2 separate regions of the Homo sapiens genome follow, and region 1 is linked to region 2. Evidence: chromatin loops called from intact Hi-C (ENCODE). Cell type or tissue: endothelial cell of umbilical vein. All regions are shown on one strand.

Region 1 (2,500 bases), 920 kb after region 2:
CAAAAAATAAGAAAGCCCTGATAACTAGTAATAATGAAGGTCTATCTAAAACCCACAGGGCTTTAAGTACCTAAGGGTATTTTTTTATTCTCACCTGCCTAAGAGTATTTTTAGAGTTTACCAGATAAAAACAATACACAGAAAGACTATCAAAGTATTTTTTATTTTTTAATACTAATAATACTCAGGCAAGCCTAGCTACAAAACAATTCTTTTATTAACTTATTTTTTTAAAAGATATAGTGGTACCAACAATATTAAATCAGTAAGTTTAGAAATGATGGTACAATCCTGCCACCTAGAGCTCAAAGAAAACTGTTCACTTCAGTTACTTGAAAAAGTAATGTTTGGTCTAAAAGTTAGGTAGGGTATATCACCTGTTTTTATTCTTCTACTATGAGTTTGAGATTTTTTTATTTTAATGAACACTGGTGGATCAACGTAAGTCACAATATTTCTCAAGTATTAGCCATGCTAGACAGTGAAAATCAGTATCAACAAATCATTTTGTTGTAAATAGCAAAAATGGAAGTTTACTCACATCCTCAGATTTCTCTATAATTCTAAGCTCTGGAGAATGATTCTTAATCTCAACCTTAGGTACTTTGTAAAACAAAGTCAAAGTACAAAAGAAAAAGAAATGATTCTTTTCTTCATATACTCTTTTCATAGCTTTATTTCTACTAAAATAGCAATGTAAATTTAAGACTAAAATCCCAAAATTCTACAATCAAAACCAATTTGCCTAAAACAATGTTAAATTTCAGTTTCACAAGTAACTTTGCACACTTCAACATTCTTACTAGATCATCATTATTAACAACTGTGCATCAGTGGAGAAAACATTTAAGAGAAAATTGAGGCACTAAAGAGGAAAAGACAAATGAAAGTACATAAATCAGGATAAATGCATCCTCTTTTTGGAGATCCATGAAAATACTGGACATTCAGTATTTCAGATTTTTATCTTTCAAAATATAAAGTGCATATCTCCTTTAACCAGCAATTTGTTTCCAAGAATTAATCCTTTGGCTATATACACACAAACACACAAAGGTACGTGTACAACAATGTTTTCTAATGCATTATTCATAATAGGGAAAAGGAAGTGAGGGAAGGAGGAAGAGAGGGAAACGGGAGGAGAAAGAGAGAAAGGAGGAGGGGGGCAGAGAGAAGAAAGGAAGGACAGAGAAAGGGAGAAAAACTGCACAATCTTTGGAGCAAAAACAAAAGAAAACAATTTCCATTAATAGGGAGCTAATGAAAAAACTGCTATACCCACACAACAGAATATAGTGTGTAAAATATACTCAATAAATGTTTGCTACAGATTTCCATAAGTTCTCTACCATGTGAGAAAAAAAAATAATGATGGCATTAATAACCAGAGAACTTGCCATCAATATTATTCCATTTATTAGGTTTAAGCAAAAATGACTCAACAGGAAAACTGGGCCATTCTTTGATTTGCAAATGATCTGTGAAGGAGCTTGCATTTTGATTCCTACTTTTTCATCAGCATCTCTGATGTCTAACAACCATATTCAAGAATGGAATGGTAAAAATGGCCATCTGGAAATCTACATTATTACTGAGCTTTCAAAGAGATAAAACTTGAAACTTCCACCTAAAAGCAAAGTTTAACCAATTCTATAACCACAGATTAAACGCACTCTCTCTCTCTCTCTCTCACTCCAATGAATGAGTAAAATATTTTAATTACCTTTCCTGTGCTTTGTAAGATAGTTGTTCGTGTCCTCCATACTCTCTCTCTGCTGACAATATCTCGGGTCACATCTACCTCAGCATCCACAAAACTCCTCTGTTTAAGGGCAGTTATGTCATCATCTAGATCAGTCTTGATAGTAGATCTTTTCTTAGCCATAATTTTGGCTTTGATTGCAGCAATTTTTTCCACTGACATAGCTTCAGACAAAGACCTAAAAGCAATTTCTTTTTTAAATTTTCACAGCAGGCATTCCTGGAGTGTATCATAAATATATTTTGTTACATTTATAAATTTCTGGTAAAAACACTTACATGGCAATAATTAAGGTTTTCTTATCTGTAAGACTGACTTGCTATTCTGCAATTATATAAAATTTTTATAAAGAATTCATGTCGAGATATTACTCTAAGAGCAAATTAGTAATTTCTTAGAAGTATCAATACAACAAAATTCTTCATGGTTTTTCATCTCTTCCCCACAAAAAAGCAGGACTCATTAATATAGGTGCTTTTCTTTATATTTTCTGTATCTATGGAAATTAAACACACACACAGATGCCACTTTGGAAGGAGGTAAAAAATCCATCCTACAGAAAGTTCAAAGCCTAGGTTTTCCTTGAAATTTATTTCAAGGTTTCAAACTTGTATGCCATAGTGCAGAACATAATTTAAGTGACAGGCTTTTATATGCCACAAAAACATACTCCTTTAATCTCTGGAAGATAAAGCCATATTTTATACAGTTTTCTTTTTCTTCCCTTTTCTTGATTTT
Region 2 (2,500 bases):
GTATGTCTTTATCTACAGCATGAAAATGGACTAATGCACCTGTATAACACTGACATATACCTTGGAAAGCATTGTTAAGCTTCCTTTGGATTTTTTTTCAAACTGCAAGCTGCTTCTCGCCTTCTCATCTCAAGGTGCTATCTTCTCTCATTCTAATCCTGGGTCTGTAAAATGTCTTCCACTTACCTTTGACTTCTTTCATTTCTTATTGATAAACTGCAGTAGCTAATTAAATCCTAAGAGGTTTTGGGGGTTATTTGGTAGAAATATGAGAAGTAGTATTTTGACAAAGCATATTAAAATATCTACCACACACGAGTCCACGAATCCTAATTAGTGAGGCTCAATCTAAAATTATATTTGCAATTTTTCTAACTAAAGTTATACTTGTATATCTAGACCCATGCTTTCCACTCCAGGGAAATCATGAAATCATGATTTAAATTCCACTTCCATTTTCTCACTTGTTTACTGAGAATAATAGCACCTGAATATTACTTCCCAAGCAACGTGTGAAAAACTGATAAGACAGATCCAAAAAATAAAAATAAAAAGAGTGCAGAGCCAAAAAAAAAAAGAAAAGAGAGAGATATTTTACATTAAAATGAACAAGTTATTGAGAGTGACTGAAATATGAATAATTTAATCTACAAAATCTTTCTATCCACTCAAATAATTTGGATGTAAAGACAGAAGTCACACAGTTACTTTCTTTCAATTTTTTATCCTTTCCTTAGTAACTATAGGGGTTATTTTCTGTTGCCCAAAGAAACACAAGATATGATTTTCATCAGATTTTCTGGGTCAGTATGTATTAGAGGAAAATCCAAGAACCAGGAACAAGATAAGGTGTGTGGTTTCTCATTATGCAACAAGGTTCAGAAAGATCATAGAGGAATTTAGTAGGGCCTGTCAGATATCACATTCATGGAGAGGAACTCTGGCCCTTGAACATGGAAATGTTTGTTTACATTTTATGACTGGGGAAATAGCAACTTCAATCCTAGTGAGAACATGGGCTGGATCCAACAACAGCATGACTTGGCAAGTCACTGAACTTCTCCCTTGTTTCACTATATTATTACTTATCTTCTTTGAGAGCATTAAGCCCTTCTTCCGTAAGTCAGTTTCGCTAAAAGAAGAGCCTGAGACAAGGATTCTTGAGCAAGTGATTTATGGAGTGATTGCTCTCAACTGAATCCAGTACAGGAGCAGGTAATAGGATTGAACTGAGGAAGAAACTAGGCAAAGAAATGGGCTCAGCTGAAGTCTAGCCTGATCGAACAGGGCTTTCTGGAGTATAACTGACACTAGAGAGCTGTCTCAACTTGATGAAAGAGGGGTGACTATTTGTACCCAGTATCTATTAAAAACTGGCTATCAGCTGTCTCTGAGGAAAGGCTTTACTCCTCTGACATGTCTGGGTGAGTAATTTCCTTTAGTCAAGAACAATTATCAGGAACAGAATATAACTATGAGCTGTTAATAGCCAACATCCAAGCAGTGGAAGGCTGGAGGCACTGATCTGGTAAAAGTGATTTGAGTGAGGCAGCAATAGTGTCTTTTATACTTTCCCAATGCCCAATAATAGGGTCCCAGGAGACAGCTCCTTATAGGCCACCCCATCACACCAAGTGTGTTGGTATCCTAATCTGATATGTATGGTACACACTTTTGGGCTTTCCTCATCTCCATCCTTCAGATGGCTCATATTTTTCCTAGCATTCTATCTACCTTATGCACTAAATGGTTAGTTGATTTAAGTAGGATTGGGTACAATATCCTTTTCATCACATTTCTTTCCTAAAATAATAACAATTATAATAATAGTTTTATAAGGAAACCCTAGGTGGTAGATCCACTGATTAACTTGGTTTTATTGAGGTTATTTCCTTAATTAGAGAGTCAGGGATGATGGAGTTCACATGGTTTATGGGGTTTAGTGCCCCTTCTTCATGGTTTCCATTTAACTGAACTGTGTAGCACAACAGAAGCATCAGGCCATCTCAGCCATACCACACCACCACATGTAAACGTTTCCCACTTGTAGACTGATTTCTGGTCCCTTGATTTGTTACCAGCCTTCCATGCTGGACACCAATAAAAATGGCTTGGCCAGTCAGGCACGGTGGCTCACACCTGTAATCCCAGCACTTTGGGAGGCTGAGGCAGGCGGATCATGAGGTCAGGAGTTCGAGACCAGTCTGGCCAACATAGTGAAGCCTTGTCTCTACTAAAAATACAAAAAATTAGCTGGGTGTGGTGGTGTGTGCCACTAATCACTACTATTCGAGAGGCTGAGGCAGGAGAATCACATGAACCCAGGAGGCCGAGGTTGCTGTGAGCCAAGATTGCGCCACTGCACTCCAGGCCAGGTGACAGTGTGAGATTCAGTCTCAAAAAAAAAAAAAAAAAAAAAAAAAAAAGCCTTGGCCATAGTAGCTATTTCAATAACAGAAAGACAATGGCCATATAGAACACATTTTGTTCGCTGAACAGC

The links. Peaks named below come from ENCODE experiments on the same cell type or tissue, not always from the same donor. Only the 100,000 strongest peaks of a DNase experiment are listed, where the experiment ranks them.
Region 1: it touches region 2 in a loop (26-fold over the local background); 1 of 110 quality-filtered maps calls a loop at or near these places.

Annotation. Positions count from the first base shown.
Region 1 is chr1:193,141,290-193,143,789 of GRCh38, reverse strand. CDC73 (cell division cycle 73) reads right to left here. Exons shown (of 17, transcript NM_024529.5): 7 at 1,724-1,940. Among named protein-coding and RNA genes, the nearest start is that of MIR1278, 6.0 kb to the right of the region's middle. In endothelial cell of umbilical vein, no CTCF peak of the experiment used is centred here; no DNase peak of the experiment used is centred here.
Region 2 is chr1:194,061,622-194,064,121 of GRCh38, reverse strand. The region is part of intron 5 of LOC124904475 (a long non-coding RNA gene); the gene reads right to left. Among named protein-coding and RNA genes, the nearest start is that of LINC01031, 760 kb to the right of the region's middle. In endothelial cell of umbilical vein, no CTCF peak of the experiment used is centred here; DNase peaks (open chromatin) are centred at 1,031 and 1,471; H3K27ac peaks cover 1,703 bases.